6 separate regions of the Mus musculus genome follow, and all the other regions are linked to region 3. The links are chromatin loops, found by intact Hi-C in ENCODE. Cell type or tissue: left cerebral cortex. All regions are shown on one strand. Region 1 overlaps Cryge (crystallin, gamma E). Region 2 holds the start of Gm36358 (a long non-coding RNA gene). Region 3 holds the start of Idh1 (isocitrate dehydrogenase 1 (NADP+), soluble). Region 4 overlaps Ccnyl1 (cyclin Y-like 1). Region 5 overlaps Dytn (dystrotelin). Region 6 has its middle 130 kb from the start of Gm51629.

Region 1 (4,000 bases), 130 kb after region 3:
GTTTTCTGACGTCCTGCTGTTCTCTGGACACACAGTCCAGTTCTCACAGGATCAAGATCTACGAGCGAGAGGACTACAGAGGCCAAATGGTGGAGATCACAGACGACTGCTCCCACCTGCAGGACCGCTTCCACTTCAGTGACTTCCACTCCTTCCACGTGATGGAGGGCTACTGGGTCCTCTACGAGATGCCCAACTACCGGGGGCGGCAGTACCTGCTCAGGCCTGGGGAGTACAGGCGCTACCACGACTGGGGCGCCATGAATGCCAGGGTGGGCTCTCTGAGGAGAATCATGGATTTCTATTGAAATATTTTTACTCTACCATTTTCTCCATCTGGACAGTAATAAAATATTTCCTGTGTGTTTCATGCAATAACAGAGTTCTCTGTTCCTTTCACCCTCAATTGAAGGGCGCAGCAAAGCTACTCAGAAATGATATGGATAGTATCATACATAGGGGTGGGCTGGGAACGGAAAAGCAGACAAGAAAACGTGCAACTTAAGACAAAAAGCACAGATTCTGGGGGGGGGGGGGGGGACCAGAAGTGGGCGCGTGTCTCTGTAAGAGTTAAATCCTATTGGCTGCTTGCTAGCTGGGGTGGTTTAAGCGTTTGGAAGGGGGTGGGGGGAGGTTAAAAAGGTTCCCTTGGAGGCACACAACTGGCCATTAATAGGAGCAACCATTGAGGAGTCAATTCGAGAACATCAGGCAGTCCAGACCTGCCTGGCCATTACTGGGGGCCACAGGGCAGTGCAGTCGAGAATCTAGAGGAAAAAGTAACCACGTTTCCAGAAACCACATCACTGTAGATACAGAAATGGGCTGTGGCTCATCCAGAGAGGTGGAGGTTTCACAAGATGCTGTGGCCCTGGCTAACAAAGCTAGTGGCCAGGGTCACTAGCTTCAGGCGATGGATTGATGTCACTTATCATTTCTGTGCCCCGGTTCTCTAGTTTGTGAAGGTGAGAGGTATTAATCCCGACCTGACGAAGAACAAATATGGATTTTTGTCATCTGATTGTGATGATTGTTTTGTAACGGGGCCACACACAAAGTAACTGCTGCCTGCACACTGGACTTGTGGTATACAGGTATACTAAATACTTCTTATACAGCATTTGCACCAAGGTCGGTGCTTAACAAAGTATAACGAATTGAAGTTGGGCTATATCACAATCTCTCAGGATACTTACTAAAATTTTTAGAGCCTACAACACATTCCTTGATAGCTGACTGTTTTGCTTGTAAAATTAAAGAGCCCTGAGACTTAAGTCTGGTTTCGTAGCTCAGAGTCATATCCAAAAGGGTTCACATATTCATCTTAGATACTGTGATCTACTGAAAGATGACAGTGAATGGAGCAGGATCCTTCACATACAAATACACACATACACATATACTCACATGCATACATGCACAGGGAAATTTCAAAATAAAAGTAAATCCTTAAAAAAATAAAAGAAACTTTAAATTTTAAAGAGAATATAAGGTAAAGATGAAATCAGAGACTTGTGTGCTATTTTCCTATTTAGGAATTAGGTATTAGGGTATCCCTAACTCTACTTGGAATACACCCTTTTTTTTCTTACTACTTGTACCTGAGATGCACCAACCCACTTTAGACAATTCCCATCACTTAATATGGATAAAGCCTGCCTGAAAAACAAGTTTTGTTACCAAAGTGAAGAAAGAATTACTGGAACCTTTTCATGGGGTTCTAACCATCAGCCTCAGGCAGAATAGCTATTGATTTGCAAGCATATTTCAGGAACAAGGCCTGGCTGGGTACATTGCTTCAGTGGAACAAGGAAAAGACCAGTGACAGGTAGAGCAGGGACCATCCTAATTGTATTTTCCATTAATTAACCAAAGGAATTATAAGAGAATCAAGAAGACACTAACAGATCAGAAGAAAGTCTTTTGAATACAAAGACTTCAGAGCCCTAGTCCTATTACATTCGCTGTCAGTGGAACTCATTTTAACCTCTCACATGTCATTGTGAGCATGCTCTGTGTGCAGGCTTTGCTATGGTCTATGGCTCTTTCCTTGAACTCAGGTCACCAGGCTTGTGGTAAAGGCTTTTACACACTGAGCCACGTTGTTGACACCATCCCTTCGTCCCTTCCCCCTCCCTCCTTCCCTCCCTCCCTCCCTCCTTCCTTTCTTCTTTCCTTCCTCCCATCCTTAAGATGAAAATCTGGAAGCCTTTTATGACACACAGATTAATTAAATGATGGAAAATTCCTTAAATGTCAACTTTTTCAAGCATCTGCCTTACCTTCCTCCATTGAGAAGCCTGTACTATAGAGAAGACCGCCACCTAGTGCTCACTAGAAGAAAGGCAATTGTCGGAGAGCCCTTTCCAGAATCACGAATGCAGAGAAAACAATTTAATTTTATTAAACAAATATATGTTTTACTTAAAAATAACTGTTGAGCATGGTGTTCCATGAGAGGCCTGGCTATCATTGGCAGAGGGCGGCTCTCTAATGGAGAAGCCAGCATTTGCGTTGTGCTCAGTTCAACATCTCCTCCCCCATCCCTCAGAATCTTATAGATACATATCTGATGTACGAAACTTTGAGTTCCTGAGGAAAGAGACTCTATGTTCTCCAAATAGTTCCTCAGTTCACCTTCAATCCCAACCTCTACCTTTCTTACGGTTTCTCGCAATTACTTTTATAGTCTTCCTTTCTTCTCACTGTAGGTGATATATGTGTGTGTGTGTGTGTGTGTGTGAGTATGTATGTATGTATGTATGTATGTATGTATATATGTATATACATATATACATACATACATATATCTTGTTGATTAAGACTGACTTCTTTTGTTTTTCTGTCCCTCTCTCAGTATCTACACATGTACACAGAAATCCTTATCCTGCACATGGTGAGACACCTCAAATGGACCCAAGCGCTTTCAGAAACAATGCACATGGCACAATGCTCTTCCTTTCTGTTTGAAAGCTGTGGTCCTCACCTTTAAAAATCAAGGTCCTATGCCTAAGCTCTGGTTCTGCAGGTTGGTCTGAGTTCTTCTGCCCAGAGCTGCTCATCTTCTTCCGGAATCCTGCTCCCAGTGTCAAGGGCATCAAGAAGTCTTGATGCAGCTCTCAAGACCAGTCCATATTCTCATACCCTTTGGTATATATTCAAGAAAACCTTGGAATTGTGCCACAAAATCTGGATCCCTGAGCCCTTCATGGAATATCCAGATTCCAACTTTGAAGCTCAGCCTCATCCACTTAGCATTTATTTATTTGTTTATTTACTTATCTATAAATTACATTTATTGCCGGGCAGTGGTGGCTAGTGCCTTTATCCCAGCACTCAGGAGGAAGAGGCAGGTGGAACTCTGTGAGTTCAAGGCCAGCCTGGTCTACAGAGCCAGTTCTAGGATAGCCAGGGCTACACAAAGAAACCGTGTCTCAAAAAACAAAACAAAACAAAACAACCCCATCTAAAACAAACAAACAAATAAGATAGAAAAACTTTCCAAGAGCTCAGGGCGTCCACAGCAGTGACCACCCCTTGTCATGAGAAACTCTCAGGTCCAGGGATAACAAAGGTTTCGGTTCAGGTGAGCACTGAGCTCACCTCTGAGCTATCACCTCACTCACAGATGTTTTTCTGTGAATCTAGGGAATCTGTTACCCTACCTTTATATGGACCCCCCCCCACCTCGTCTCAAGAGACGTAAGTGGTTTTCCAAGATTTTCAAGTGGGAAAGTTGGAAGGTTTTAGGTGCCCTGCTATCTCAGTCTGACCAGCATTAGGCTCTCAGACAGGAGCTGTGCTCAGTCCACTTCCAGTCATAGCAGTGTTTGCTGACAATATCTCCACATATCTGCATTTCACACCGTTTAACTTGTGCTCAATCTAGATGATCACGCCTGCTCTGCCTGAGCTACTCTGCAGCATTAGCTAATGTTTACTGCAGACTCACAATCTTGATGACAGCAAATTTGTGGAACTTCTTGAGGCTCCACGGTTG
Region 2 (4,000 bases), 68 kb after region 3:
CATAGACTTAGGACAATTACTTATCCCCTGCTCTTGTCACAGCCTGCAGACTAGACTGTTCGAGCAGTGGGTCACAGCCTAAGTTCAGGTGCCTAGTTCATCCACCCCCATGGCCGAGTGTTTACTAAGTCTTACGGCTGTGGAACCAACTTTTCGGCACCTTCCGTTTGCTGAGATCCACATTGCCTCAAGTCCTGAAGGAAGGAACTACAGCTTTCTCCCTGACCACTGCATGGCTTCCTGCTCATTCCTTTGCTCTTTCACAATATGTAACTGAGTGTCACAGAGTCAGCAGTGAGCAAGTTGGGCAAGGTGCCTTGTCTTACATAGATCTTGTACTCTGTATCAAGGCTTAGCTTGGCTTAAGAGGCTAAGCAGTTTTCTGGTGTTTTTTTTTTTTTTTTTTTTTTTTTTTTTTTTTTTTTGAAATGCAAGTAAATACCACATGACCTGGTTTGATTTCTATGATTTATTTATTTATTTATTTTATTTTATGTACATTGGTGTTTTGAATGCATACATGTCTGCATGAGGGTGCCAGATTCCCTGGAACTAGAGTTACAGACCATTGTGAGCTGCCCTGTAGGTCCTGGGAATTGTCCCCATGTCTCCTGGGAAAGCACCCAGTGCTGTTAACTACTGAACCATCTCTCCAGCCCCGCTAAGCAGCGTTTGTTTTTTTAAGGTGAAGAAAGGCCCGCTTTTGTGGTGTTCTGGCTCCACACTCCCTCCACCTTGCCCAGTCTCTGCGTGTTCGCTGCTGCGTTCTCTCTGCCCGCCTGTCTCCTCTCTTCTTCACCAAATATGCCCCAGACCTGATCCCTGCTCGCTGTTTTTTTACTTCGATTTTCTCTTCTTCTAGCTTCGGGAACGTGTCAGTCACACTGGTTGGGTGTTGCATCTCAGTTCCCATGCTTCTTTCTTAAGGGGATTGCACTGTGACTTCCTGATTTGGTGGGGTCATCAGTCAGGGTTTGCAAAGGTCAATGTCAGAGCAGCTGGGCTAAGTGCCGCCTACACAACGGAGCTATAACAGGAGGCCACGTTGCTTTCGTGCTTGTCCTCCGGATCACTGGTTCAGTCACGAAAGAGCCTCTGCTCAGTGGTACATAGCCGCGATCCTCAGAATCCTACAGTTAAAAAAACGCCTCCCAGTGCTAAATGTGCCCCAGGGACAAAATCACATCTGATAGAGACTCTAAATATATAAACATTAAATAGCTAATCAAATATGTATATTATTAGCAATGCAAACGTGGCTTGTCTGGGGTAACTAATTCCCCAAATGATTATGGTTTGATGAAGCAATGCTAGCAGCCCCTCCCTCCCACCAGAGCTCCTACCCACCCCAGGCAGAGTTGCAGGCTGACTCCACCCTAAAGCTTTCTCTTCAACTTAGAAGAGGAACGAGCAGGATCTCTCAGTGGCAATGAAACATTTCAAACATTAAACTATAGGACTATTTTAAAACAGCCTTTTGGAGTTTAACATCACTTCAAAAATAATGGTTTTAATTATAAGTCAGAGTGGTTTAAAAACAATAGATGTTGCCAAAGGTTAATTACCGCTTATATCAGAATGCCCTTTGAATCCTTCGGATAAAATTTCTTCTAAGCAACAACTGAAATAGTTTCTAAGCCAGAGTTTAAAACCAAGAGGAATACAAATCAGATTGGGACGAATTTCCGGCAACTGGAAAGGACTTGTGGGAACTGTGGAAAGCTGGTGGCTTTCTCTGGGACTCTTTGCTGCCCCCTGGTGGAAGGATAGCAGCAAGTCATGTACTGTTCGCTCTCAGCAACAGGCTAAATAGCCATTTTTTTTATTAATAAGAAAATCGATTTCCAGTTTGTTTTGTTTTGTTTTCCTGCTGAAGACCCTGAACCCAGAAAAAGTTAAATTAAAGGCTTTACATAAGTACTGGCTATTTACAACTGTGCCCAGATGATAAATATAAAATGCCCAACATGATTTAAACTGAAGAAAAAGCATTAAAAAAAAAAGTGTGTGGAAGGAGATAAGGGTGCTGAACAGAGAACCCCGAGACCTCAGCTCACCTCTGTCTCTCCAAAGGTCATCCCATTTTAAAAGCCAGCTTTGAGCCTAGTGGTGCATGCATGCCTATAGTCCGAGGAGGCAGAGGCAGGTGGATCGCTGTGAGTGCCAAACCACCCTGGTATACAAAGGGAATCCAGGACATCCAGGGCTCTGCTGCACAGAGGAAAACATATCTCAAAAATCAAGAGAAAAAAAGAGCCGGCATTCACATCCATTCTCACAACCAAATATCATGCATGACTCTAGAGGCAAAGCAGACAGGGCCCAGACCCAGATCCATCCCTTCTAAGTTGGCTGCCTCCTGATATGGTCCAGGAATCTCCTTCCAAAACATATAAACACTGATCTCAGTCAGACAGGGATAGTTTACTGAGCAGACACCCCAGGACTGATTGACCAGGGCCACAAATCCAGACTCAGGAGCTGGTTGTGACATTAAGATGCTTTTTAAGCCTATAATCCACAAACATCTGCGCCAAGTTATTCCACCAATCAGGATCTAGGGATAAGGGATTTCCTTAGGAACATGTCTTTGCTGTACACTTTTCCTGCTCCTATTGGTGGGGGTATTCAGCTGTGGCAGGGGACGTGTCTAACATTCATGTCCTAACTTGTCTACCAGAATGGGTCTTGTCTAACACTTAGGTCTTAACTTGCCAATGAGGATGTTACTTATCCAGGAACATGACTCTTTCTGCCAAGTAGGATGTCAGTTCCCAGGGAGGTCTTGGGAAATTAAACTTTACTCGATCCCCTACTCAAAATGAAAGTCTTATTCCCAGTAGTTCCTTATATTGGTGCAGGTGTCTCTCTTATATTGGGTTCCATCCCAGGGCTAGTTGGTAAAAGCAACATCATAAAAGCTCATCGATAGGTGTAGGAAGTGCTGCTGAGTGGTTGGTTTGGGTCCAAACTGACTGTGGGTATTATGAAATATGATGCAGTGGCAGGCAGGGATGCTGGTAGGCCCATGCCAAGGTTTATTTGGGGGAAGGAAGGGGAGTGAGGACCTGGAGAAGGGGTAGAGACAAGCAGAGCCATGAGGGCAGAGAAGAGGGGACTGAGGAGGACAGAAAGAAAGAGAAGCCGGCTGGGAATACATGGAAACAGAGAGAAATAGAAAGAGAATGGGGGAGGGGGAGAAGTCTACTGACTTCTATTTCGACTGGTTTCCAAGTGCTCAGAACATAACAGAATATGTAATCAACTTGGGCATGAGAAAGTTTCCTAGTAACATCAGGAATATATGAGAAAGTTTCCTTATAATATTAGTAATAGCACAAAATGGCAGGTAACCGTTACCTAGTTTCCTATGTGTAAATAGGTTTGATGACACATCCCCAACCACACCAGGCTATTCTGGGGATTAATCGGGACTGTGCTCATCAATTACATGACAGCCCAGGGGAGCCTTCCATATGACTGTATTACTGCTAAGCTCGCCTTGCTGGGAACACCAGGGATAAGACAGAATGAGGGACGTGATATAACTATATTCGTTAATTTATTTTTTAATAAAAATATTAACAAAGTTAAGGGCACGTTAAAAAAAAAATTCCAGTTGCATACGTAGCAATTCCTAGCCTGTAGTGTGCATCGGTTTGTGGGGCAGGAGGGAGCAGGTGAAGACATGTCAGGGCAAGTTTCTCACTCAGCAAAGGAAAGGCTGGAGCCTGGGGCAGAAAAGAGGAAGGGGCTGTGTGCAGTAGAGGGCTGTGAGGAATGTCCTGTGCAAAGGGGGCTTCTGTGGGTCATGAGAACCAAACACAGAGCAGGGGCTGTAGATGAAGATCACGTTCACCCGCCTTTCGGCTGCCACATCGACACGGTTCACCGGGACTCGGTTGGTGAGACTGAGACACGCCAAGACACTGTAAGCAGCAGGCGCTCCGCGCACAAAACTCACACCGCTGTAATGTGGAACTGTGTCTTCCTTTCAGGT
Region 3 (4,000 bases):
AAAAACCAAGTGCAACCGTTATCTTTGCTGTTCTCCTGCTGGTAATCGTAACTGGTAAGTAATGATGACGTCATTTCACTTCCCTTCATTGTCTTTATTTGCACTTATTTTGTGTGTGTCTGTGCATGCACCTATATACGTATGCAATCCACACCACATGTGTGGAGGGCAGAGGACAACTTGCAGGAGTCAGTTCTCTCTTACCTTATGGGTACTGGGGATTGAATTTAGAATATCTGCTTTGGAGGAAAATACCTTGACCTACTGAACCTCTGCCCTCGTTTTCTTTTTTGTGTGTTTTTACCTTTCCAGATCATCAAAACGAACATAAAGTAGCATTGGAATCTCATGGGAATTCCATCATCTGGCTGAGTGTCTCATAGGCAAGCAGATGCTAACAGACATTTTCTGACCCAGGCTCCCATTGATGTTTACAGTAGTGTTCCTACTAGACCTTATTTAAATATTTAGACACTTTTATTGAGTAAATGAAAAAAAAAGATAGCAAATCATAAGCATGCAAATGCAGTGAGCGACATGAATATGAGCAGTGAATGTCATATTCACATTTTTAAGAGAAATGTAATCTTCAACCAAACACCAGTTGTTAAGTCTCATTGTTACTAATAGTGGTGATGTACTGCTTTGTGAGGCTAGAGAGGTGGCTCAGGAGGATCAAAGCACTTGCCTTGTGACCTTCTGACCTGTTTGGTCTCCAAAGCCTACAAATCTCAAGACTGTCCTTGGGCTTCCACATCCTTGCCATGGCATGCACATTTCCACACTCACATATTAGACATCAATAATGATTTTTTTAATGTTTTGTAATTTTTCCAGTCATTTAGTCTATAAGTTTATTATTTTACGATTCTACGAGACCTTCTGCGTGAGAATATGAATGGTTTTACCTATATATTTATTTGAGTATAGGCTATTGTTTGTTCTTGATTTTGAAATGGGGTTTGACCAGACCGGAGCTCGTTATGTAGACAAGGCTAGCCTGGATCTTGTGGCAATCCTCCTGCTTCTGCCTCCCAAGTGTAGGGAATACAAACATGCACCACTACACCTGGCTTATTTTGTAATAATTTAATTCAATACCAAGCATCTACAAATATTCTCTTTCAGTGATCTATCAGCTCGTGCACTTGACATATCAGCCCTTGAAAACGGGATTCCAGATGGAGACATGCACATAAGTGCCATATGTCCTATCTCAGTGTCTCAGATAGTCAATCCATGCTTAGCACATATTTAGAACTTGGTTGAAGATGCTTATATTTAAATTCACCATGGCTCTGTATTCCTATGCATTCTTCTTACTTTTGCCATCACCTATAGTCAATACTTCTTATTGTGTTTTATTCTTCGTTTCTTGAATTTATTCTAAAATGCTTTCTGGAACAAGAATGGCTATGAATACTTACTTTTAGTAATATAAACAATATGTGCCTGATGGTAGTAAGTAACGTTTTTTAAAGTGATTTAAAGTGAGATTAGAGGTGAAAGTATAAACTCACACACTCTCTAATCATTTTATAGGAATAAACGGAGGTCACAGCTAATACCCAGTTAATCAACATTAACAGCTGACACCACGTATGAGTCCTTTTCCACATAGCGCCCTCTAGCGTCCAAAATGAATCTTACTAACTGCCGTGAATTCATAACTTTTCAACACAATGCTGGTTGTTTTAAAAGTCCATGAAGCGTTGAATCTTGACCAATCAAGGATGACCTATTGTCCTACAAGTCATAATGTTCTCCTTTTCAAGACTAAGGAATACAGACAGAAAAATCTCTGGAAAGATTGGAATACGTTTAACCCATTCTTAGAATTCTAAGATTTATATCGTGTATCTCTAGTGCAGCTTCATCGCAACCCAGAAAATAAACCTCACTGTCTTCCATGACAAATGGTGAGTGAAGCTTATTTATAAACAGCAACAGTTGGGAATACGGATCATTGGTAGTGGAGGGAATTATTGGGGTGGAATGGTGAAGCTCTGTAAAAGCCTCAGCATGAGAATATGAATGGTTTTACTCATATATGTATTTGTGTGTAGGGTATTGTTTGTTCTTGATTTTGAAATGGAAAATGCGCTCTGTTTTAGCTTTTGCATTAAGGTAGAATCTGTAGTCCTCACACGCCTTTAAGAAACCTCAAATGCACATTCTTCAAAGGGCACAGTCCAGCTCTAAGAGGCATCCGGAGACTCCAGGAAGGGATCCAGTCTAGGGAGGGCTCCCTCTTTTGTACCTTTTGCAGAGAACCTGGATACTCAACGCTGGGATTCCTAGATTGTTGCGGAGCCCAGAACACTCGGTCTCGGCGCTTCCGATAGCCTGTCAGTAGGTGGCGTCCTCGCTCCTCAACTGCAGGGTGTTCCCGAGGAATCTCCGCGGCGTGGCAGTCCCATCCCCCACCGGGAACAGCGGACCGCTGCATCCCAGACTTAATCTCAATCTATGCCTCGGCCCACCCCACAAAGTCGGAGGCGGCGAATGGCGTCGTGGAGGGGGCGGGGCTTCGGGAGGTGGGCTGAGGGGGTGGGGCCTGGGAGGAGACAAAGCCGGGAAGAGTTAAACAGCCTTGACCCTGCCGCTGGGCTTCCGAGCGAAGGTTGTGGCAGATGCTGATCTAACTGGGGCCGGCTTATTACAGCTTGTGTGTACGCGCGGGTGTGAGCCGGTGAGTAGCTGGGGCGCCTCCGGCTGCAAGCGGGCGCTCCTTCCCCTCCCTACAGGTGCCCCAAGGCTTAGAGCGGCAGCCGCCGCCCCTTACTATTAAACTATTCCGTTGAAAGCTGGAGTGAGAAAAAAGGAAGAAACCCCAGGTCTTGGCTGTGCAGAGATGAACTCAGTGGCAAGGCCCTGGTGCACTCAGGGACGCTTCCAGAGTTTGGGCGTAGAGAAGGGAAATGGGAGTAGCAGAGTGCTGCTTGCCTATCTGTATAGAAGGGCGCTTCCGAGGTTGGGATCGCTTTGGGAGGCGAGGACGTTGCAAGCAGTGACAAGTGGCAAGGCACCCGCGGAGGAGAATTTAGCTTTGAGGTGGACGCACAGAACTCTTGAGTGTTGGGTGTAAAAGGACTAGGCAGGAAAGCTGGTTGCAGAAAGGGTGTAAGCCAGGAATTTAGGCGTGTACTCCCTTCAAGGTTCAGGGGTGGGACCTGCCTTGTGGTCGGAGAAGAGCTAATGAGAGTGCAAGAGAGGGAGGGGATGAAGGTAGGCGGAGCCTCCAGCTTCAGTCTGTAGTGTTTGCTTAGCCACTTGGGGGCGCCCTGGGGTCTCGATTCCAGATGCAGCCATCTCAGTGGACCTCGTATTTAAAAGGTCCTGGCAGTGCTGAGAGGAGGGGCTGGTGTGGGGATCTGGAAGGAGGAACCGAGTCAGCTTCATTAGCAGAGCTTGCACAACGCCCACATGGATATCTCCTGTCTCAGTGTCACCCGAGGTCGAGCAAACCCGAGACCTGCAAAAAGCCAAAGAGCCGGGCGCTCACTCTAGGACTCACCGTCCTGTGGTGTGAGCGTGTGTGCGCACCAATATTTGTACTCCTGTGACCTTTATTTGGAAGGCTCCTGCCCTTTGCCCCTCTGGATACACTCAAGCACTGTACTTTAAACCAGATAAACTGGGCTGTAAGGCTGATATTAAATACAAATCCTCCTGGCAGGGGTATTTGTATGTTAAGACTTTCTGTTCCGGATCTTGCTTTGTTTTAGGAGATAAATTGAAAGGACACTTGTTTAAGTCATCAAAATTGAGAGGCCTTGTTATAATTGCAAGTCCGTTCACCATCAAGATAAGAATTAGCAATTTTGCCCTCTAATCTGATATCTTTAATGTGACCACATTGTATAGTTAGTTGGGCGTTAGTGCAAGTGTAGGCACTGGGAAAAGAGAGAAGCAGGAATTTTTCGACAATATACTGCAACTACTTCCTTAGAGTCCCCACATGTTTTGCAACTTGAACTTGGCTGGAAAACAAAAAGAT
Region 4 (4,000 bases), 460 kb after region 3:
AGATTCTTTTGTTGTCACATCCTCTGCTAAGATGGCTACCAGTGCAGTAACCACTTATGAACAGTCATTTTCACCAAACATTCCAGTTGCTGCCACTGGTTCCTTAGTTACTTCAGTTATAAACAGTTTAGTAATTTTGACTGACATCCTACCTACAGAAATGGGTAACTTCTATTACCCTCATACCTTCATCTTCCTATGATGTTCACTATAATCAAGGAGTTTCTTCCTAACTACAAGATTTCTTGAGTGCTATCCACAAAGTGACATCTTCAGTGTCAAGTGGGCACTTTCAGAGTTTGCTGGAAACCTCCCCTGTGTGCATCCTGCTTGCACACACAGCCTTGTCCATTACAGCATGAAGCCCATGCTAGTGGCCATCACTAAGGCTATGCTCTCAGTGAGCTTGGGGCCTGCAGAGCGCTGCTGTAACTGGGCAAGTGCTGAGTGTCCTCATAACCCAGTGAAACCTCTGAGCTGCTTCTAGGACTGCCTGAGAGGAATCCTGGAGCTTCCTGGCTCATGAGACCATTTCTAAAAACAAACTCTCCACATGCAGAGTAAAACTTTTACTTTTGTACCTCACAGTTTCTGTTATAAATGCTCAGATTAAAAGTGGGGACAGCAAGAGTAAATAGACAATGAATGACTCAGCCTCAAGCTAAACCTTACAGAAGACTAGATGCTCTGAGACATCAACACAGGCAGATCCTTTCAAAAGCCCCTTAAAAGGGGAGGAGGCTTTTAAAAAGTAATAGCATATATACTGTACTATGCTGTCCTTGCAAAGGTCACCAAAACCAACAAGAAAAATAATTTATCAAGCATATTATTAAACATATTATAACAAGACCTACCAATTAATGATGGAAGCTATGAACTGCTGTAAAGTTAGAGATAAGAATGTAGTTTTATGACTATTTCCACTGCTTAAGTAGCTGCTTAGTTAACTTATTCTTTTGAACAGAAATACAATATAACAAAACACATACATGGTGGAAAGTTTTAAGAACTTTAAACAAGACTGGGCGGAGGTGGCACACGCCTTTAATCCCAGCACTCGGGAGGCAGAGTCAGGTGAATTTCTGAGTTCGAGGCCAGCCTGGTCTACAGAGTGAGCTCCAGGACAGCTAAGGCTATACAGAGAAAAACCCTGTCTTGGAAAACAAACAAAAAAGAACTTTAAACAAGAGTTTTAAACAGCCTTTAAAAACATTCTTTAAGTTTTATGTAAAACTTTATAGTAGCAAATTAAGAGTACTAGAAAAATGGTTCTGAAAGCATTCCAAAACCTTATATACTCACATGTCCTCAACCGTAATGTCCTTGAGGATCTGGCAGTAGTCTACATTCCATACAGCCTGGTCATCCCAAACCTTGGAGGCAAGAAGAATGGCTCCCAGAACAATTCTTTTCCAGTTGGTGGGACAAATGTCGATCTCAGCATAAGTTAGGAGCCTCTCTAAGTAAACCTGAGGAATAGAGAGCTGAGCTTTAGTTCATGGTGTGTGCTGAATGTGTGGATGACAGGCCTCCTCTGTGCTTCCCTAGGCAGGTCTTCAGAGACTCTGCTCTACCTAAGCAAGAGGCTAGATCTAAAGCTGCCCACTCGGCCCATTCATCAGAACAAGGACTGTCACTAGTTAAGGGCATCCTGAAGAGTGAGTGATACTGGTGTCATTTTCATGCTTGCAGAGCAGCAAACAGGCTCAGTGCAGATTCAGGCTGTTCATTAAACCCAAGTTTCTCACATGTAATTTTACAGGCATGCTAATGCTGGGCTTAAGTGTATAAAAACCAAGCTACCCTGAGATTATTTAAACCTTTCCCAGTTCACAGTAACCCTGTGTGGAACTAGGACAAGAGAGCCTCCCAGTGGCTGCTGGGTAGAGCAGCATCACAGGCACTGTGCCATCACAGAGCCACCTGCACCTAAGGATGGTCCTTTACACAGTCATTTCCCCTTCTCTGCTCTCACTTCCTAAAAGCCATTTTCTCTCTTACATAATCTGAAATTTCATTAATTCCCTTGCCTTTAATCACTGCACAGACTGAAGCAGGCAGATCATGAGTGTTTGCTTTGTTAGACAGGGTATCACTATACATACAGCTCAGGCTGGCCCTGAACTCCTGTTATGACTGTTTTCTGACGCGGTTTTAAATCTCCTCTAGATTAGTGACCACCCTAGAGACAATGCAAGTGCTATGCTAATGCAAACAGTCCCGTTTGGAGGACGGCAAGAGAAGCTCCCCAACAAGTATTTATGATCTTTAATTGGTAGAAACTAGATGTCAAGTTCAGCTGTGGAAGGCAGCCCATATATGGTATGAAGTGCTTTTTATCAAGATAAAAAAGGCAAAAAAGGAATTTACTTGTAAGAGATAATCACTATTTTTTTAAGGTCATTAGACTAACGGCTCAGATTTCGTAATGTTCTTCAAACTCAATTTTTTTTTCCCAAACACAAATGTCTGCCAAATATGACACGTTCTCTATGAGTTTATCCTCCAGCCCCCATACTTGGAACTCTCAACTATCTGAGGAATGAATCTTTCTCTCAGGACACCCCGGCTGTTCCAGAAGTAGTCAGAGAGCAGTGGCGCACTGGCAAACCGTGGCTGCCCTTACTGACAGGTATGGTAGGTCCTGGTCCTCAGTAACACTTGTCCTGTGTCACTGCAAGAGAGGACTTGGTTTTCTTCAAACCAAAGCCAACTCTTGTGTTTTGTGGGTCTGGCTCCATTCCACTGTGCACAGCATCTCAGCCAGAGATTAGTTCAATGTCAATGTCTGGTTGCTCTGTTCAGCTCAGCTCAGCAGCAGATCACGAACATGCCAGCCCACCTCCAGCCAACCACTTAGTGCACCCACTTGTTTCTGTCTCTGGCTGCTATCACTATTCTGAAACAGCTCTTGCCAAGCCATTCATCAGTGCCTTCACTTAGAGATTCAGACCTCTTTACCTCTCCACCTGCCTGGTTGTAGAAGCTTAAACTCTGTTATCCTTCTCCAGTCTGCAAGCAACACCTGTCTGTTATTGGCAATCTAACAAATCTCTATCCTGGGCATTTTTCACTGCTTGCACATACCATTGTACAGCTTCCTAACGTTCTACTTGCCTCTCTTCTGACCTCCAATTATAGTCTATCTCTCCAAAAACAGGTAGAAAAGCCTCCTAAATTAATGTCACTTTCCCCATGCTCAAGACTTAGCAATAGTCACTAACCAACCTGGAACCTCCCTCCCTGTGAGACTGACCCCTAATTTCCCTTAGTCCTTACTCCCCCCACATGGCCATCCTACTTTCCTTGAGTACATGGAATGTTCTTTCATCACAGACTTACCCAGAGGATCTCCATCTCACTAATGCTGCGACCCTTTAATGCAGGACCCATAACCATAAAACTGTTTTTGCTGCTACTTGATAACTCTAATTTTGCTATTGTTATGAATCATAATATAAAATATTTTTGGAGATAGAAGAGGTCACGACCCAAAAGTTGAAAATCATTGGTCTGGCACTGCTCCACTGCCTATAACACCTAAGCTTCTTGCTTCCTCTTTGCAGTTAGGCTGCTGTTTAAATGCCACTTCTCTAAGGAGGTATTCTGCTCATTTATCTAAAACAAAAACTCTCCAGTTGTTTTTACCATGCTTAATTTTCATGGCTAAAAGCAACTATCTGCAAAAACACCCGTGGTCTTCCTTACCAGGACATCATCTCAAGGCAAGACTTCCATCTCATGTGCTCGCTCTCACATTCTTTCTCTCTCTCTCCTCTCTCTCTCTCTCTCTTTCTCTCTCTCTCCCACCCTCCCTCCCTCTCCCCTCCCTCTGCCTGGTGCTACAACAGAGGTGTGGAGCGCTTGAGGCCTCTTTCAGCATTTGCCTGGTGGGAGTGCCTTACCATTGTGGGAGTGTCTTATCTTGCCTTCTATTACTCATTCCTGCATTTCCTCCTCCCCAGTAGACTTGTCTCTCAAACACTGAAGATAGATC
Region 5 (4,000 bases), 1.5 Mb after region 3:
GTATTATCCACTCAGCCGTCTTTCTTGTAACTCTGAAGGTGATTTCAGAACATGAAGGAACACACTTAAGGGTAATTAGCATACTGTCCAGACAATTCCCTGTAACTGTCAACAGTGCTGCATAGTTCATCAAATAATCCTTATTAAAAACCCTTGTCTTTTCCATCTTGTACATTGTGTAACAAAGGGGAGTGCCTTCCCACTTAAAGTGTGCTGACTAATTTTCAAAGCTACACAAAAGTTTTGCAAGGCCAAGAAGGCACCCCTTGTATGTTTGTGGGTGCTCATTCTCTACTTGAATATCACCTGTTTGCTCTCCTACTGAAAGTGGCATAAGCTGTTCTTCCATTTCAATTGGCAGATACCATTGTCTAAAGTGCCTGGACTTTGACATCTGTGAGCTGTGTTTCTTATCTGGTCTCCACAAAAATTCCCACGAGAAGTCACACACTGTGATGGAGGAATGTGTCCAGGTAACATCTAAGGCAGTGTGGAAAAAAATTCCCTGCCCCCTTACTGTCCTTACAAGACATTACATTTAAAAACCGTTCCTTCTGAGCCGAAGGAGATTGCAACCCCATAGAAAGAGCAACAATATAAACTAACTGGATTCATTGGAGCTCCCAGGGACGAAACCACCAACCAAAGAGTATACATGGATAAGTCCATGGCTCCGGCTACATATGTCGGGCATCAATGGGAGGAGAGGCCCTTGGTCCTGTGGAGGCTTGATGCACCAGTGTAGAGGAATACTAGAGGAGTGAGGCAGGAGTGAATGGGTGGGTGGGTGAGCATCCTCTTAGAAGCAAAGGAGAGAGAGAGATGGGATGGGGGCTTGCAAAGGGGAGACCAGGAAGGGGACAACATTTGAAATATACATAAATAAGATAACTAATTAAAAAGAAACTTTTCTTCTTTCAGTTAACACTTAAGACACTGGAAAGGGCCGGCTTAACCATCAACTTTTCTCAGTGTAAAAGGGCTCCCGTGTGACAGAATAGTAGTATGCACTGTAGGAAAAAAGTCATAATGACTTTTGTTGTTTTTTTTTTTTATGATTGATACATGCCATGAGATTAAACATAAATGTGCTTTGTTTACATCTCAGGTTTTTATAAATGTTTTTGGGAACAAGAAAAGGCTTAATGGGCTACATTATGACCATTGATCTCATGCTATCTACTAGGAAACATCTGTCAAAGTTACAAGGAGCAGGCATTAGCACCTGGAATGGATGAAGAAGAAGAAGGGTGTTGATTTGCTGGAGATGACACAGCAAACCTTCTGGTTGTGGTCATTCTTTGTAAAGGCTTTAATACGACTTTCCCCGAGTCCTAGATTTCAAGTATCTCTTTTCTTTCCCTTTGGAATAAAAAGGAAAAAGAACTTAACTAGGTTTTTGCTGAAAAAGTAAAACTTCACAACTCTCGATTCTTTTAAAGAAAATCATTAGTAATCAGCAAGTGCATTTAAGTCTAAGAAAAAAGAAAAATACAAAAATACAAAAGCATTTTGCTCTTCTTAGGGGGGTGGGTGGCAGTTGGGGTGCCTGAGGAGTGAGAAAACATTGTCTTTTTTAACCACTGATTTCGGGTGAATCTGTACAACGAAGTTCCTCTCAGCATCACTGTAGTGAAGGCTGCAGTTGGATTGCTTTCACCAAAGGCAGCTTCCCAGTTCTTTCCGATTCTCTCTTCAAGATCAAAGTCCATCCAGGAAAAGCAGGCGCCTGAATTTTTCCAAATACGTTTCCTCTGGAGCATACACAGCCTTGCTAAACTGCTCCAGCTTTGCCTTACTTAGTTCATTGCTTCGGAATACCTTTCTGGCCCTGGAAGCCTGCGACTTGACGGTGTTATAGTGACACCGTGTGGTCATCTTGTTAATAGACTTTTATTCTTAAGAACTGGAGTCCTCAAATTGAATATGGTTGTTTCTTTTCCCTGAAGTTGCTTAGGTGGGCAGGATGGGTGGATTTAGGGTCACCCACTACCTACTGAAATTGTATACAGTAGCAAACTGGGGAGGGTGTTCCTAGACATGAATCCACAAGTCATCACCTTATTCTTAAAGGAACCCACATCTCCAAATGTTAGCAACCATAAACTCAGTCCGATGTCCCTTCTTACAGTTTTTAGAATCCCCATTCTCTTTAAGAAGCAGTTATTTATTGACGCAGTTGGGGAATTCAGCCTGGAGAGTTGTGCTACATGCAGGTTTATACATGAAGGGTATGAGGAAATTCTAGGAGCAAGGAAGATTATTTTTCCCAACCACCAACAATAGAAGAAATAGCTAGCAAAGCTTTGATAGTGCAGCAGGTCATTACCAATGGATAAGGAAAGATCAGGCTTGAACTGATCTGATGCTCTTTAATTTTTTTTTTTACTGGCCTGATTTTATGACTTTTATTCATTTGTGTGCGGGTGTGCATGTGTGCCAACAGCCAACACGTGGAAGTCAGAGGACAAGTTGTGGACACCAGTTTTTTCTTTCCACCATATGGATAGAGGGTCAAACTCAGGTGGTCAGGTTACCCAGTGAGCCATCTTGTCTACCCCTCAAGGGCACCTTTCAATATTGTTCATTTCCACAGATGTCAGCAACAGAGAATACAAAACTCCTCTTCAGGAGTCTCAGAAACAACCTGCCTCAGAAACGCCAGAGGGTAGGAGCTGTGGGGAGACAGTGGCTGCTGGACCAGCTGGCTTCAAGGGACTCAGCTAGCCACGGGCCAGCCAGGTGCGTAGTGTGGGTGCTGCTGACACAGCCAGCATAGATTACAGCCACAGGTTTTCTCTCTTCTAAGTTTATTTTCATTACCGTATGTTAATTATATATCATGGGTTTATTATAGTATTTTCATACACTTATATATTTTACCATTATTTGCCATTTTACCTTCTCTTGTCTCCTATTCGTCCTGCTACCCCTTTCCTTTTCCAGAGTCCTCTTTCTACTTTCATATCTTCCTCCTTTCATGTTTCGTGTTTGTTTCTTTCTCACCCCCCTCCAACCTTTAACTGAATATATAAATCTCTGGGAGGTGTGGGGTCTCCAGAACCTCTCTTCCCCTGGTCACGAAATGCTGGTGGGGCCAATCCTGAGCAGGTCTCCTGTGCAGATCGTCACCGGTGGCAAGCCTGGAAGATGGTGGTCCACCCCTCCACCCCGTTCTCTTTCTTTTAGATCCTTTCTGCTTCCACTTCTGTGATATTCCCTGAACCTTGGAGGAGGAGATACACAGGCTGAGAACTCAACAGCTACTAATTCTCAGTGTTTGGATCATTCGTGAGGCCCAGCAGCAGATGTTCAGCTAAGGCCTCTATGGAGGGCAAGGATGGGAAGAGGGTAAAGATGCAATTACTTTTTACAGCCTTTAGGTTTATAGAGAACTTAGAGGCAACAGTGCCACGTAGTGGCCACGAAAGTAATTGCTCTTGCAAGGCATCAGGGGCTTAGAAGATTGTTTGAGTAACTGCTCTGCAAGTGCTATTTGCACTTCAACACCGGTGAAACCAGACTTATGCTATAGATGAAATTTCTCATTCTTCTGTTCGACTGCCCTAAATGGTAAAGCGTCCCCTGTCATTAACCTCCAAATAATCATTACATTGTGTTCTGTTGTCTTGTCTTGCTTTGCTTTTTTTGGTATGAATTCAATGTGTGACCCAGGCTAGCCTCTTAACTAACCACCCATTTTATTTCACCTACACAGTGCTGAAATTACAGATGTATTCCCACCACTTCTGATGTAAACTATAATTTTTGGGTGTGTGTGCATATATATATATGCACGCACACACACACACACACTCATATAATATGTGTACAGATGCCCATGTGTTTTGGGGCACAATCACATGTCAATATGGAGGGCAGAGGAAAACTTCAAGTGTTATTCTCTAGACACTGTCCAAATTTTTCCTTTAAAATGTTGTATTTATTTATTTGCATGTGTATGGGGTTTTGTCTGCAGTGCCATATGCATGCCCAGTGT
Region 6 (4,000 bases), 920 kb before region 3:
TGTTGTCATCATTTCTGATTTAAGTTAAATGTGGTAAGCAAATAGATTTTGAACAATGTTTCTTTAATAGTATCTTGAAGCTTCTTAGCACAGAATACAGCTTGTTATGTTCTCCACCCCAACCCTATGTGTGTGTGTGCACGTGTTTGTTTGCATGTGTGTGTGTGTAAAGAACATTTTTTGTTCTTGTTGAAAATTACCTATGAAGGTGCAGTTGACCTTGCTGCCAGGCTGCTGTGCCACCTGCAGAACTTCCTGGGAAAGTTTCCACATTGTATTGTGAAACCTCCCTAGGGGTGAACTTCCCTGGATGCCACACTTGCCAGGTAAACACTGTAGGAGCCAGAAGAGGAAGAACACACCAGGAGGAGGGAGGTCTTTCTTCACGTGCAGGCTCCCTCTGCTGCTGAAGCTTGCTGGAAGGGGCTTTACTACATTAAGTTCCAGCATGGCACATACCCCCAAGAAGAGTGGATTTGAAGCTAATAGGTAGCTCTGGCTAGTGTGCCCAAAACAGAATCATGTGGAGAACTCTTGCTAATATTTATTACAATGTGGCTTGTTTTTATCACACGGCAAACTAGTAGGGGGGGTCATATCAGTAACAAAGCTAGAAATTCAAACTTCTTGAGGTAATCTACTTACTAAGTGGAATCATGTCACTTTCTTATGATTCTCCTTTACTACTTATAAATAAAATAAAACTGCTCTACAGATAAATGAATTTATCATTAGATGGTGCTATATGCCCATGTCATTTAATATTTTCCCAATAGCTAGCATTTTATTTTAATAATTGTGGCTTTATAAGTTTATGTAAAGGCAACTTGAAATTAAGAAATTTACAAATTACCTAAAATTTAAGTAAGATATGGCAAACTAGGTGCATTTTTTTTTTTAGCAGAACAGCAACAAAGCAAAGCAAAACCCTTAGAAAATGCACAGCTTGTGTGTGATTAACATTGACCTGTGAACATGTACCTTGGCTACACACCACTGTACCAGGTGAGTCTGTTGCTATTGCTGTGGGTGCTGGGCATCTTTCTCCCCATTTAAATCTGTTCATCTTGATAGGGCTAGAGATATCAGAATTTGAGCAATCTTAAGGCTGTAATACGAGAATCTGACCCATAGTAAGGTCCGCCTCCCCCCCACCCCCCATCTGTTACTGCATTCTGAATCATCTTTCCGTTCTCCATTTCTGAACTTAGAAAAAACTTGAATTTTTCTACCTGATCCAATAAATACCAAAAAGGAACAAAGTAAAGAATAACCTACTTGGACTTAGTGGCATTCATTCACTCATGCAAAATTATACGGTGTCATCATGTTGTCTAACAAAGCAGTCTGTAGTGAAAAAGATAAAATATCTAAAATTTCCTGAAGGAAGTGTTAAAGAAATAGTGCATATAAGGTAATTATGTATGCTTTATGTATGTGTGAGTGTATGTTCTAGAGTATAGATAGGGTCTCATCCTGCAGCCCAGAGTGGCATGGAAGCTTAGCTCTTCTGTATCCTTTTGAGTGGTAGGATCTCAGGTGGTTCTTAAGACCAAACAGATTAGTGTTGAAATATTTATTTTAACATCTTCAAAATGCATAACTTCTCGTTAAAACCTGAAGTTCCTGTGTATAGTGAACTGTGTATGCTCCTGTACGTAGCCATTTAATTTCAGAAGGCCTGTTTCCTTATCAGAGAGGGATAGGTGTGGATTCAGTGGTCTGTGTAAAAATTTGTTTTTGTTTGAATTTAAAAAGAAGTATGTTTTGAACATTTGAGAAGTAGAATTTAGATATTATAGCAGAACTTTTCAGATGTTTAGTGCCAGCATTACTGTCACACTTCCCTGACAGTTCCTCTGATATTCCATGAGATGGTGCTATGTCACTATATGATGAGTTCCTATTTGCTATTTCTCATAGCCTGTCACAGAGTTATGGGTTGTAACTATTATTTCAAAAACTATTACAGCAAAATGATATATATAATTTATAAGAAAACAATTAGTGATCAAAAATTACTATTTAAATTAAAAGTTGAAAATTTTCATTAAGTGACAGATAATAAGCATACTAATAATTGTGGAGCATATGTTAGTCTACACTGAGAACTGCCTTTCCAACTTAACATAAGCTTTCAAGTGTGACTGAGGAGTGATTGATTTAGTTATATAATAGATTTATAGGGAAAACATATCTTTCTAACTATGTGCAGTAGTCCTACTAGCTCATAAATGCTCCATGTCATCGGTACCTGCCTAAATAATAATTAACGTCAGCTATATCTATTAGAGGTCATAGAGTCAATCAGGAGATAAATACAGGATTAACCCGGGTTCAATCATAAAAATAGGAATTAACCATTTCAAGCAGATAGTGATTTGATATAGTATTGTTTTTCCCAGTGTTTGGGAAGGTTAAATAAATGAAAATGGTGATGGAGAAGGCAGGTATATTTTCGGAGACTCAGAGAGAGTGGGACTCATGTTTGTTGCCCTGTGTGGTGGATCAGAGGCAGACAATGATGACACCTCTCGGAGACAAAAAACAGCTGCCAATGCTGCTCTATAGAACTGAGGCTGTGATTTGCCTTGGGATGCGATGCCATTGTGACAGTCATACTGAGAGAGAATTCAAGGTGTTTGCTGCACAACTCATACCTGCTGAATCTCAATTCCTGATTGCAGGATTCTCTACCAATGTCTTATTTGTACAGGAGTTCAAGAAAATACATGGTAAGGAAATTAGGGAAGTAGTTCCCAGGTGTTTTAGTTAGGGTTTTACTGCTGTGAAAAGACACCATGACCAAGGTCAGTCTTACAAAATACAACATTTAATTGGGGTTTGCTTACAGATTTAGAGGTTCAGTCCATCATCATCAAGGTGGGAGCAGGGCAGCATCTAGGCAGGCATGGTGCACACAGAGTTGAGAGTTCTACATTGTAATCTGAAGGCTGCTAGTGGAAGACTGACCTCCAGGTAGCTAGGTGACACTCACAGTGACACATCCAACAGGGCCACACCTACTAATAGTGCCACTCCTGGGCAGAGCATGTATAAACCATCACACCAAGGTTGTGGCCATAATAATAAACAATACAATGTATAAGAGAGTCAAACAGTGCTTAGTGTTGCAAGCAATTCCCAGCACACATTGTGTGGGATGTTTGTAAAGGTCCACTACTCTTGACAGCTGAATGTTGTTGTCTTTTTAAAGATAATTTTATAAAGTATTTATTTTTATCCATTCATGTGAAAAATTCTGTTGGTTTAACTGGGTCTTTGTATTCTTGTAGAGAAATTTTAAGATAAGAAGTCAAGAGTAATCTACTTGTTAGTAGATCTTTTTTCTTTCTTTCTTTCTTTCTTTCTTTCTTTCTTTCTTTCTTTCTTTCTTTCTTTCTTTCTTTCTTTCTTTCTTCCTTCCTTCCTTCCTTCCTTCCTTTCTTTCCTCTCTCTCTCTCTCTCTCTTCCTCCTTTCTTTCTTTCTTTCTTTCTTTCTTTCTTTCTTTCTTTCTTTCTTTCTTTCTTTCTTTCTTTCTTTCTTTCTGGGGTTAAATCTAAGGCTTTGCACAAGTAAACAAGCACTTTATGACTGATCACATCCCCAGCCCAATGTATCTCTTTACCGAATCCTAGTATTGTAAGCATTCTCTCTTATGAAGACAGAAAGAGCAAGGGTATTTGTTGAAATCCAAGAACTGGCTCTTGGTTTTTTGTTGTTATTTTGCTTTGTTTGCTTATTTGGATTTTTTTTTTTTGGTTTTGGTTTTGGCTTGGGTTTTTGTTTATTGGTTTTTGTTTTGTTTTTTGTTTTGGTGAAATGTTTTCAAATAATTTAAATGCATATTTACACCAACATTGGAAGCCTAAAAGCCTTTAAGTTTGAAAATTATGACAGACCAAAAAGGAAAAGAGATGAAGGAAGGACATCTGTGAGATGGCTGAGCTGCAAACCCTGACAACTGGATTTCGATCCTTGGAACATGGTTGGAAGAAA

The links. Hi-C counts contacts between places; a loop is a spot of excess contacts. Peaks named below come from ENCODE experiments on the same cell type or tissue, not always from the same donor. Only the 100,000 strongest peaks of a DNase experiment are listed, where the experiment ranks them.
Region 1: a loop joins it to region 3, with 8 times the contacts of the local background. A loop is called at or near these places in 26 of 42 quality-filtered maps.
Region 2: it touches region 3 in a loop (12-fold over the local background); 26 of 42 quality-filtered maps call a loop at or near these places.
Region 4: a loop joins it to region 3, with 5 times the contacts of the local background. A loop is called at or near these places in 6 of 42 quality-filtered maps.
Region 5: it touches region 3 in a loop (2.7-fold over the local background); 2 of 42 quality-filtered maps call a loop at or near these places.
Region 6: it touches region 3 in a loop (7-fold over the local background); 2 of 42 quality-filtered maps call a loop at or near these places.

What each region holds. Positions count from the first base shown.
Region 1 is chr1:65,044,932-65,048,931 of GRCm38, reverse strand. It overlaps Cryge (crystallin, gamma E), which reads left to right. Exons shown (of 3, transcript NM_007777.3): 3 at 36-375. The coding sequence ends at 308. Among named protein-coding and RNA genes, the nearest start is that of Cryge, 4.2 kb to the left of the region's middle. In left cerebral cortex, a CTCF peak has its summit at 2,337 (motif pointing left); a DNase peak (open chromatin) is centred at 2,329.
Region 2 is chr1:65,109,963-65,113,962 of GRCm38, reverse strand. It overlaps D630023F18Rik (RIKEN cDNA D630023F18 gene), which reads left to right. Exons shown (of 8, transcript NM_001285882.1): 6 at 3,999-4,000. It overlaps Gm36358 (a long non-coding RNA gene), which reads right to left and starts at 1,680. Exons shown (of 3, transcript XR_373471.3): 1 at 1,566-1,680. In left cerebral cortex, a CTCF peak has its summit at 1,759 (motif pointing left); a DNase peak (open chromatin) is centred at 1,736; H3K4me3 peaks cover 408 bases.
Region 3 is chr1:65,177,682-65,181,681 of GRCm38, reverse strand. Idh1 (isocitrate dehydrogenase 1 (NADP+), soluble) reads left to right here and starts at 2,540. Exons shown (of 9, transcript NM_010497.3): 1 at 2,540-2,692. In left cerebral cortex, CTCF peaks have their summits at 1,628 (motif pointing left), 2,346 (motif pointing right) and 3,265 (motif pointing right); DNase peaks (open chromatin) are centred at 1,638, 2,416 and 3,262; H3K4me3 peaks cover 2,376 bases; H3K27ac peaks cover 1,698 bases.
Region 4 is chr1:64,715,603-64,719,602 of GRCm38, reverse strand. It overlaps Ccnyl1 (cyclin Y-like 1), which reads right to left. Exons shown (of 10, transcript NM_001097644.1): 8 at 1,306-1,472. Among named protein-coding and RNA genes, the nearest start is that of Fzd5, 20 kb to the left of the region's middle. In left cerebral cortex, a CTCF peak has its summit at 1,883; DNase peaks (open chromatin) are centred at 1,887, 2,577 and 2,814.
Region 5 is chr1:63,657,612-63,661,611 of GRCm38, reverse strand. Dytn (dystrotelin) reads left to right here. Exons shown (of 15, transcript NM_001081658.1): 9 at 362-473; 10 at 2,597-2,742. Among named protein-coding and RNA genes, the nearest start is that of Dytn, 27 kb to the left of the region's middle. In left cerebral cortex, CTCF peaks have their summits at 1,873 and 3,423; DNase peaks (open chromatin) are centred at 1,854 and 3,421.
Region 6 is chr1:66,097,903-66,101,902 of GRCm38, reverse strand. No RefSeq gene overlaps it. Among named protein-coding and RNA genes, the nearest start is that of Gm51629, 130 kb to the left of the region's middle. In left cerebral cortex, a CTCF peak has its summit at 1,868; a DNase peak (open chromatin) is centred at 1,849.